Regions from separate parts of the Homo sapiens genome. Here regions 1 and 2 are each linked to region 3. The links are chromatin contacts, found by Hi-C or POLR2A ChIA-PET in ENCODE. All regions are on one chromosome and are shown on one strand. The core of a region is the stretch at or near the end of the contact, and the rest is flanking DNA. Distances in the headings are between cores, read along the strand shown. Region 1 overlaps ENPEP (glutamyl aminopeptidase). Region 2 overlaps ELOVL6 (ELOVL fatty acid elongase 6). Region 3 has its middle 89 kb from the start of ELOVL6.

The links. Hi-C counts contacts between places; a loop is a spot of excess contacts on that map. ChIA-PET counts read pairs that join two places held with the same protein, here RNA polymerase II (POLR2A). Pooled maps may share reads with other maps.
Region 1: a loop to region 3 is called in a map with no recorded cell type, with 9 times the contacts of the local background. The contact joins two enhancer-like sites. A Hi-C loop is called at or near these places in 1 of 168 maps with a recorded cell type or tissue (dorsolateral prefrontal cortex), 13 of 37 single-sample maps with no recorded cell type and 5 of 50 pooled maps. POLR2A ChIA-PET finds 5 or more read pairs at or near these places in 1 of 52 experiments (H1).
Region 2: a loop to region 3 is called in a pooled map, with 3 times the contacts of the local background. The contact joins two enhancer-like sites. A Hi-C loop is called at or near these places in 3 of 37 single-sample maps with no recorded cell type and 3 of 50 pooled maps. POLR2A ChIA-PET finds 5 or more read pairs at or near these places in 2 of 52 experiments (PC-3 and activated CD4-positive, alpha-beta T cell).

The regions. Positions count from the first base shown.
Region 1 is chr4:110,482,895-110,486,437 of GRCh38, forward strand. All of the region lies in intron 1 of ENPEP (glutamyl aminopeptidase), which reads left to right. Among named protein-coding and RNA genes, the nearest start is that of ENPEP, 8.5 kb to the left of the region's middle. RefSeq lists an enhancer at 1,507-1,556. Within about 2 kb of position 1,342, at least 5 of the 41 ENCODE cell types and tissues checked have a DNase peak (open chromatin) inside an H3K27ac peak, as active enhancers do.
Region 2 is chr4:110,105,629-110,109,406 of GRCh38, forward strand. All of the region lies in intron 1 of ELOVL6 (ELOVL fatty acid elongase 6), which reads right to left. Among named protein-coding and RNA genes, the nearest start is that of ELOVL6, 91 kb to the right of the region's middle. Within about 2 kb of position 1,508, at least 4 of the 41 ENCODE cell types and tissues checked have a DNase peak (open chromatin) inside an H3K27ac peak, as active enhancers do; they include PC-3, where a contact is called at or near this core.
Region 3 is chr4:110,285,319-110,289,020 of GRCh38, forward strand. It overlaps the pseudogene ZBED1P1. Among named protein-coding and RNA genes, the nearest start is that of ELOVL6, 89 kb to the left of the region's middle. RefSeq lists an enhancer at 1,952-2,041. Within about 2 kb of position 1,978, at least 3 of the 41 ENCODE cell types and tissues checked have a DNase peak (open chromatin) inside an H3K27ac peak, as active enhancers do; they include PC-3, where a contact is called at or near this core.

The DNA of each region.
Region 1 (3,543 bases), core at 92-2,591, 200 kb after region 3:
GCTACTCTGGAGGCTGAGGCAGGAGAATTGCTTGAACCCAGGAGGCGGAGGTTGTAGTGAGTCAAGATCGCGCCACTGCACTCTAGCCTGGGTGACAGAGTGAGACTCCATCTCAAACAAACAAAAAAAGAATACATTTTCTTTTTGGTCTTGTTTACTTGTTGCAGGAGGCTAAGTAAATTTCTTTTATTTTGGAAGCAAGAAAACAAAAAGAAATTTTACTTGACCTTGAATATCTTCTACATAGAAAAAAAAAATTGGAAAATAAAGTTAAATAACTAACTGGTTCATTCAAACCACCATAAAAATACATAGAGGTCTGAACAATCTAGAGGGGTTGTTTTTCACCAAGCTGCTCCTCTATGTAATTCTGGAACCCTTTATTTAGTCTATATAGACCCCTAGCAATTGTGACTACCTGTCCCGAATCAGAAGCTCTGTGTTTAAGGATTTCACCCAAAACTTGCTGTTTATTTTGCTGGTTCAACTTATAAAATTGCTCAGCACAGCCAGAGAGTCTTCACTGGAAACAGCATGCCAGATGATTTATGAGATAATTAGGTACCTTTTTTGGTTTTTTTTTTAGAGTCAATTCAGAGTGATCCAAGCCATAACTTGTGCCATCGCCCCTTCTCCCTCAGTTTTCTTAAAGTCACCTTGATCTGATCCACTCAGAGATGCCAGAGAAATGCTCTTCCCTTTTGGAAACGACTAAATTGCATAGACTATCATTTTATTGTGCTAGGTCTAGTAAGTGACTTATTAATGTGGCATAGGGAGGCCCTTGTGGGAAGGTGGTTTACTCCAACACATTTGCCTGGCGCGATAATTATTCAGGACGTACCCACAAGTCACTCCTGAACATATTGTGCTATTAGTCAGCCTTTTTCTCTTAATTTGCAAGACAAGTCATCTGATTTTAATCACTGAATAAAATCTTCCCAAAGAAGTTGTGATCTAGAATTGTTTTGTATTGTTATCTCTTATTCCTTGTTTTCAACTTTGCACACACTTAGAAAAGTTTAGGGCCAACTGATGGAATTTAGGATATATAAAAAGGAGCTTTTGAGTTATTCTGAAGTTCATGAGAAAAAGAACAGGTTACCATTTTAAAAATGCTTACATTGCCTATAGTGTATATACACCAAGTAATTTTGTTCCAGTATATATTGCAGTCAAATGAAAGGATTTGAAATATTTCAGATTGTGAAAGTGCTATGTCAGAAAGCACTAGCATTCTAGATTTATAAGATGTAGAATGAGGTATATCCTAACCACATTATGTAAATTTTAAGGGAGTTTCAAATGTATTACTACATGTAATCTACGCCTTCTCACTTCCCCATAACGCTGTGAGGAGGCTATACATGCTCTGGTGACCAGGTTTTACAGATGAGGACACTAAAAGTCTGGGGTTTTGTGACTTGGTCAAGATCACACTTTAGTAGCTGAAGTGGATTAGAATGTAAGAATGTTTGCTCTTAGAAAAGGGTTTTCCCCATAAAATCATATTGGCTCTGAACTTTAAAAAAGAAAAAGAAAATAAACATTATATAGCTCTTCGGGTTGATGAATGTCACTGTATCTATATCTGGGTCACTGTGATTGAGTTAGACTTGCTGTGACTGACATTTGCTGAGAGGACCACTGAGCTGGGCCAAACACACCGCACAGAGAAATCTCCCACACTGTTCTGTTCCATGTCCGTTGGCAAGCTCAGGAATACGCTAGTTTAGGAAGGTAGTTTTTGCCTACAATCAAGCAGAATGTCTTTTAAAGAGAGAAGGTGAGAAAAGGATTGAAAATTATTTTCTTTCCTGGGATCTTAGGAATATATATTATATATATTATATTATATTTTATATATATATTATATTATATATATATATATTCATATTCTGGCATCCAGCCAAGAGTAAAATAGAGTATTTGAAAACATACCCCATGGCTATAGCTTAGGAAAGTGTAATTCCACTTCCTCCTTCCTCTCACCTCCCACACACGAAGATGTGTGTGGTGCGCGCATGCACGCACGCACACTCACACACACTCATCTTCTCAAATTAGTTAGCTGGCCTATTTCTGAGGTGTGACTCAGAGGAGACATTCTTGCAAGGAGTGACTTTTCCTTTTCCCCTGCCTCTGGAAGACATCAGAAGTCAGAAGAATTCAGAAGGAAAAGGCAGCTGACTAAACATGGGGTTGGAGCTTGGTGGATCTTATAAAACTTTCAAACTCTGGGAAAGTGTACAGGCTTTTTTAGAGTCTGATATACTTGCAATTAACTACAATCTGCAAGATGTTTAGAAACTTCAATTGACTAAACTGTTAATGTCACAAAACTAATCAATGATTGTTCTATTGCAGAATGAATTCTTAACTGAGGCTTTTCTTGGGTAACTTTATTGTGACATAATTTCAGACTCATAGGAAAGTTATAAGAACGGTACTAGGAATTCCTAGAAATACTTAACCTAGATTCACCAATTGTTTACGTTTTAGCCTGTACCCCTTCCCCTTCCTTTCCAGAGCACATGGAAACATCCTCTCCCTTTACCCCTTAACATCAGAGCATATTTCTTAAGCACGGGGGCATTCTCTAAAATAAACATAGTACAGTCATCAAAATCAAGAAATTTAACATTAATACAACTATCTAATTCACAGTCTGTAATAGAATTTTATCAACTAACCTAATGATGTCTTTTTGAATGTTTTTTCCCCCAGTGCAGTACCCAGTCTGGAATGCTGCATTGCACTTAGTGTCATGCCCTTTTAGACTCCTTTAAACTGAAACCAGTCCCTTAGTCCTTCTTTGTCTTTCTAAAGTTAATATTTTTGAAGAATACAGGCTGGCTATTTTGAGAATGTCCCTCAGTTGTAGTTTGTCTGATTTTCCTCATGATTTAAAAATGCAAGTTAAGTTTTTTGTTTTTTTTTTTCTGTCAGGACTATCACAGAAGTGATGTGTCTCTCTCAGGAAATCACATTAGAGACACATTGTGCTGGTTTGAACTATTATTACTGATGCTTCCTTTGATAGCTTGCTTAAGGTAGTGTCCACCAAGCGTCTCCATTGTAAAGTTACAAGGTTTCTCTTTAGGTAACTTTCAGGGAGTTTTTGAAACCTTGCAAATATCCCTTCCTCACCAAACTTTCACCCCCTGGATTTGGCATCCACTGATGATTTTTTAAAATAATTTTTTCCTTCAAATATTATTAGTAGGCAATCTACTGGAAGGAATAACTTTCCCTTCTCACCCATTTATTTATTCATTTTAAAAAATCAGAGTAAGGACTCAGAGATTGTTAATTTGTTCAATGAGTTATTATCCCGTTGTTTATTGTGATGTTCCAATACTCCCATAATTTGCCAAAGGCAGTCAAATCCTTGGCTGTAGTAAGTCCTTGAATCAAAATAAAATGCACGCTCTTCTCATGATCTCTGATATTTTCCTGATCTGGCCTCTGCTGACCTCATGTCAAACTTATCTCTGGCTCCAGTCCGTCTGGTTCAGTGTTCTTTAGCCACACTGGACACCT
Region 2 (3,778 bases), core at 258-2,757, 180 kb before region 3:
CTGCAAACAAGCAAACAAAATCTTTAAGATATTTTTAGTCATTAGGAAACACCAAATTTTGTACCAGTTCTCCTCTTTGTAAGCACTGAAAAAATATTCTTGAGAATATTCCTGCTTCACTGAAGAGGGAGTCTAGTCTACACGGCAAACTAGTGTTCTGTTGAAATCTCCCTTGACAAATCAGGTCTTCCAGTAGTTTAACCAACATATTAAGTATCATGTCAGGATAGATATATTTCCTTTGTAGGCTCTAGGACTGAAATTTCAACAACATAGCATTGAAGTACAAAAAGTAGTCTTTTCACTGAGAGAAATAATTTTATTCTTTAGAGTTTGTTGAGCCAATTTAGATACATACATGAATTTTAAAAAGAAGTGTTTTTATTGGAACTATTTGGTGACAAGGTTGTGTCTTGGAACAAGATAGCCATTTAAAATTTTATCTTGGGTGGGTGTGGTGGCTCACACCTGTTATCCCAGCACTTTGGGAGGCAGAGGTGGGTGGATCACTTTAGGCCAGGAGTTTGAGACCAGACTGGCCAACATGGTAAAACTCCCTCTCTGTTAAAAATACAAAATTTAGCCAGGCATGGTGGTGGGCACCTGTAATCTTAGCTACTTGGGAGGCTGAGGCAGAATTGCTTGAAACCAGAAGGCAGAGGTTGCAATGAGCTGAGATTTTTGAGACTCCATCTCAAAAGGCAAAAGAATAAAAGAATGGTTATTCCATAGGCAGCCCTGAGGACTGCTGGCTGGCTACTTTTATGGGTTTTTTAATTACATGCTAAACGAGGGGTAGATTATTCATGAGTGCTCCGGGGAAAGGGGCGGGGATTTCCCCAGGAACAGAACTGAGGGTTCCTTCCCTTTTTAGACTGTATACTGTACCATGGCATTTGTGAACTGTCATGGTGTTGGTGGGAGTGTCTTTTAGCATGCTAATGCATTATAATTAGCATATAATAAGCAGTGAGGATGATCAGAGGTCACTTGTGTTACCATCTTGGTTTGGGTGGGTTTTGGCCAGCTTCTTAACTATATCCTGTTTTATCAGCAGGGTCTTTGTGACCCGTATCTTGTGCCAACCTCCTATGTCATCCTGTGACTAAGAATTCCTTACCTCCTGGGAATGCAGCCCAGTAGGTCTCAGCCTCATTTTACTTAGCCCCTATTCAAGATAAAGTCACTCTGGTACAAATGCCTCTGACAACAGTACTGATAATGCCAAAAGATAAATTCAAAAGCAAAAATCCACAAACTTCTATAATAGAACTATGATTCGACTGAAAGCAACAGAAACCTTATAAATAATTTAAAACAGTTGAGCATGTTTCCTGAGAAAGCAATGTTTCTCTTAAAATGGGTCTTCCCTATTCAATTAGATCAATAAGGAAAGGGTTGAGAAATAAGTTACAAAACATAATATCAAAAGCAAAATGTGTTCACCTAAAGAGTATTATTTGTAAAATGCTTCGTGTTTTCTCCCTTTATGCTGACATGTAATGCTGACTCATAAGGGACCTTGCTATTTACACAAGCAGCTTTCCTATGTAAATGAATGCAAGTGACCTACTTAGTGAATACCACCAAATAAAGCAATGATTCCAGAAATCAACCCATAAGTAAATGTTGAATAAATCACTTTCACTGAGGTTTACAGACTCTTCTCTTGGGCCCACAAGACCTGGAACACAGTAGGTGCTTAATAAATATCTGTTGAATGAACGTGGTCTTGTCCTATCAAATTTTCTGATGGGGAAAATAATCAGGCATCTGTGTACAGTAAACAGGCAGCAAACACTAACAGAAAGTTGTACTTTCCCCGTAATACATTAATAACTAAAGAGTCAAATATTCAGAAAAATATTATGATACATTTTCTTCCCCCAGAAAGACATTGATTATTTCTATACTTCAGTGAAACAATTTTGTGGAAACTTTAACTATTGGACATTTCAGGAAGAAAGTACTTTTGGCCATAAATTATATATTGCTTTATTTCTCCTCTGGAAATTACAAGGGCATGGAATTAAATTACTTAAGAGTCACAATCACTGTTTCTGTTTATGCACATATAAGCAAAGACTAAAGAAAAATAAAGTTCTACCAAGTTAATGTAGGTGATAGTAATCTGAAAAAGTATATACTTTTTTTCTAATTTATAAAGGTAATAAGTGACAATAATCACATTATGATTTATAGAGTGATTCCTATGGGTAGACATAATGCCAAAAAGCTTTACCATTTAATCCTCATGGTGCAGGTAAAGTATTATCTTTATTTCATAAATAAACAGGCTTAGAGGTAAAGTAGCCCTAGATTTTCCTGTTCTTGTGGTAAACTTTCAGAAGAAAAAGGGGTACTTGAAGTGTTATCTTATAAGCTGTAAAAATTCCTTAAGCTGTCCTGTTGAATTACATAATCATTGCATAATGTGTAGAACATTGTGTAACTGTGAAAAGATGAAGAAGAATTTCCCATCTTCATGTTTCTACTGTCATATTTTCTGAGCCTGGGAAGCTTTCATCCAAACCCTCTTTGCTTCTTTGAGAACAGAAATTAATTATACATATACCATGGAAGACATTTCCTTAAAATTACCATTATTTATCTTACCCATTCAACATAATTGAGATTCTGATTATGGTTGTATTAACTGTATTACTTGCAATCATAAACCAAGTTAAATGAATATCTTCATACAATCCTATCATTCTAGCCATAAAGGGAAAAGTAATGCCTCAAGAACCAAGAAAAGAACAAAAAATCTTCCCTATGTATTTTTTCTCCAATTTCCTAACTTCTAAAATGAGAATTAATCCTAATGCACTGCTCACTTCCCAGCAAGGGCCATTCACTTTTCCACAAGAGCTCTCTTTACAAAGCAATTCAACAGCTAAGGCAATGAAGTCAGTCAGTACAGAATCATAGAACTTGATAATTGCAAGCAAGGAACCTTAGAGGTGGAGCCCAATTTCCTCCTTCGACAGAAAAGAGAATAGGGAACCGATGACAATAGTCACTCACAGTCACACAGCTTCATGCTACACTGGTCAAGACTATCCAACATTGTCATGGCTGTGGTCAAGCAGGTAGGTAAACACAAAATAATTGTATAAGCTATATCAGGGTCACAGGTAGTTAATGGGAATCGGTTTGAGTGCTGTGATCAAAGTAAGTTTTTCATTGCATGCACAGAAATCTTTTACTGTAGTGAAATTCAAATCCTTGGGGTTAGTTTGGAATTAAACCTAAGCATCTGCTATAAGTGGAAGTTGCCTAAGCATTAATAATTACCTCTTTAACTGAGTTGTCATTTATGGTTGAATGTACTATTTGTTTTCCATATTGCTTAGAAGAAGGTAAGATTTTCTTTAATGAACAGGACAATTTAAATGAATTAAAATTGCCTTTCCTTTCTGGCATCTCTCCGGTAAAGTTCAATTATATTCAAGATGAATAATGGTTTGCCACTAGCCCACTTAGTTTTTAATGTGGATAGATTGCTTTCCTAATGGTTCTGTGGTAATACTTTGTATACTGGCAGGCCTCCATACTTGGGTATAATGGTAACACTATACTGTTTTATTATTAGATAATCAGTCATTTTGAGATAGCATGGACTCTTCTTGTTTAATAAATTTTAAATGTGCATCATATAGCACAACCCATAATTATAGGTACTTAATAAGTACTTTTCAGTGTGGTGATTCAGGAGTTATGATTACCAGGTGACCAACCAAATAAAGACAACCCAAATGAAATACTGATGTGCTTT
Region 3 (3,702 bases), core at 728-3,227:
AATTAAAAATAGAGGCAAGGCATGGTGGCTTATTCCTCTAATCTCAGCACTTTGGAAGGCTGAGGCATGAGGATCACTTGAGCCCAGGAGTTTGAGGCTGTAGTGAGCTATGATTGTGCCACTGCACTCCAACCTGGGTGAAAGAGAGAGACCTCATCCCTAAAAAAACAGACAAAAAGGAAATAAAATCAGTATCTCGAAGTGATATCTGCACCTGCTTGTTCATTTCAGTATAATTCACAATAGATATGGAAACAATCTAAGTGTTAATTGGCAGTTAAATGGATAAAGAAAATCACACACACACACACACATACACTGTGAAATATTAGTCAGGCTTAAAAAGGAGTAAATCCTGCCATTTTTGACAACATGAATGAACTTGGAGGACATTATGTTAAGTGAAACAAGCCAGACTCAGACTCAAATATTGTATGATCTCATTTATATGCAGAATCTAAAAAAGTCCAACTCATTGAAGAAGAGAGTAGAGCAGTGACTACCAGCTGTTGTGGGGTGGGGGAAATGGGAGATGTTGGTCAAAGGTTACAAACTTTCATTTATAACATGAGTAAATTTTGGGGATCTATTGTACAGCATGATAGCTACAGTTAATAATACTGTATTGTTTACTTAAAATTTGCCAGAGAGTATGCCTTAAGTGTTCTTATCACACACACACACACACACACAGAGTACATATATATGGTGATGGATGTGTTAATTAATTTGATTTTGGTAATTATTACACAAAGTATATGTACATCAAATCAACAAGTTGAACACGTTAAATAGATATAATTTTTCTTTGTCAATTATACCTCAATAAAGCTGAAAAAAAAGAAATATAACATGAGTCACAAACGTGAGCCACATTGTAATTCTAAATGTTCTAATAGTCACATGAAAGAAGTAAAAAAAGTAAAATTAATTTTAATAATATATTCTATTTACTAGTATATTAAAATCATTACCATTTAAATATGTATTCAGTATAAAATTATTAATGAGATAGTTTACTTTTTTAAAAATATTAAGCCTTGGAATAAGTATGTATTTTACACTCATAATACATCTCAGTTTGGACAGGCCTCACACTTCAAATGCTCAGTGTGTACCGTATAGGACAGTGTATCTTTAGATCACTGTTGTCAATATAAAAACAAAATATGTGAAAATCTTTATTATAACAATTGAATTCATGATTTTCCTCAAATGAAGGCAAAGAAATAAAATTTTATGAAATAAGTATACTATAAAATGATTTATATGGTGTATGTGTCCTTATTTTATTATTCAACTACACATCAATAGAATACTCAGATATACACACGTGTGAATATATTAGTTGTCTTTGATGTTTTTCAGGCACATAAAAAGCATAACTTTACATGTTTTTTTACTTAGTCACTATAAAGTTATATTTATCAAGGTAGGCACCTAAAACATTTTATTTATTTATTTATTTTTAAAGTAACCAGTTTATTTTGTTTTATTGGAGGGTGTTGATTGGGCATTTTGTTTTGTTTTGTTTTGTTTTGCTTTGTTTTAGAGTCGGAGTTTTGCTCTGTCATCCTGGCTGGAGTGCAGTGGAACGAACATAGCTTACTGTAGCCTCGAACTTCTGGGCCCAAGGGATCCTCCTGCCTTAGCTTCTGGAGTAGGGGGCACTAGAGGCGCATGCCACCCCACCTGGCTAACATTTTATTTAAGAGTTTACTAGGCCAGGCACAGTGGCTCATGCCTGTAATCCCAGCATTTGTGAGGCTGAGATGGGAGGATTCTTTGAGGCCAGGAGTTCGAGACCAGCCTGGTCAACATAGTGAGACCCCATCTCTAAGAAAAAAAGGTTTGCTAACTTGATTTCCAACACTTAAATATTTGGGCATATAGTAGGCATTCATCTATAACCTTGCCACAGGCCCTGCAAAAGTTGGACTTGGGCCTGGCTTGGAACTCTGCTTTCAAATGTTGGCATGACTCATTCCCTCACTCCTTTGAGAATGAGCTCAAATTTCGTTTTGTCAGTGAGAACCGAAACTGTATACACCCACATAGCTTACTGTGTATATTTACAGGCCTTTGTTATTCTAGGTTTCATCAACATAGCTTTACTATTCTAGGAAACTCTTGCTGAAGAAGATAAAAGTTGTGAATAACATTATCATTCATTTCAGCAATGTCCCAAAAGGCCATCAACTCTTCATGAAAAGCATCAATTTGTTCCTCCAGTCATGGGAGCCATATCAAAACTACAGTTGAAACCCCAAGACTGCTTGAACCCAAGACTCTTTGAAAACCTTGCCTTTACATCTTCACTTTGCTGTGACCACGAATCTTAAACTATTAAGTCATAATCCTTACAGAGTGTTAATTAAGCACTGATATCGGATAAGATCTGTCTTAAACTGACTTAGAGTCCCAGTAAATATCCTGACTTTGTTCTCCCTCTTCTGAGATGCTCTAAGATTCTGTGGAGGGAGTACTCCCTTCCCAAGATCAATATAAGCTCAGCTTTGTCTTTTCGACAGGTTGTCATAGTGATAATTTGGGGAGCCAGCATTCAGGATCAGTAAGTCTTTCTCTGAACATTCTTTTTTTTTTATTTTTTTTTTGAGAAGGAAGTCTTGCTCTGTCACCCAGGCTGGAGTGCAGTGGCGTGATTTCGGCTCACTGCGACCTCCCAGGTTCAAGGGTTCAAGCGATTCTCCTGCCTCAATATCCTGAGTAGCTGGGATTACAGGTGCCTGCTTACCACGCCTGGCTAATTTTTGCATTTTGAGTAGAGACGGGGTTTCACCATGTTGGCCAGGCTGGTCTTGAACTCCTGACCTCAGGTTTTCTACCCGCCTTGGCCTCTCAAAGTGCTGGGATTATAGGCATGAGCCACCATGCCAGGCCTGGTCTTGAACTCCTGACCTCAAGTGATCCACCTGCCTCGGCCTCCCAAAGTGCTGTGATTACAGGCGTGAGCCACCGCGCCCAGCCTAGTCAAATTGTTTTATATAAGAGAATGTTAATCAAATTTTCTGATCAGGTGATTTTTCAAAAGCTAAAGCATTATATCAGAGCTTATATCAGTAAGAGTAGCCGGGGATGTAGAGGATATTCTAAGCATAAATCTTTCTGATGATCTGGCTTTATCCCAGAGATGTGAAATTAATAACACATCAGGGTATAAAGAGAATATTCTTTCCACATGAATATCATTTCTCATAAAGGAGTTTTTACAGAAAATTAGCAACTTCTCTGGAATTAAAGGAACATCGCTCTGTTACCCAGGCTGGAGTACAGTGGCGAGATCATAGCTCACTGCAGGCTTGACCTCTCAGGCTTAAGCAATCCTCCTGCTTCAGCCTCCTGAGTAGCTGGGACTACAGATGTGCACCACCGCACCCAACTAATCTTTAAATTTTTAATTTTTTGTAGAGACGGGGTCCAACTATGTTGCCCAGGCTGGTCTCAAACTCCTGGGCTCAAGCAGTTGTCCACAGGCTGCAGTTTTAGTTCATACAGAATTGTCCTCAAAGAATGTCATAGTCTGGGCTACATTTTGGACTTATTTCCCTTTCTTCTTTATGGGGGATGTTCAATCTGTGATTTTCTGAGTTCCTCAGATGAAAGGCTTCTGCAAGTCTGTGAAGGTTTTTTAAAGTCTTGAATTTAAGATGAAGAATTGTTGAAATTAGTCTGGGACATCTG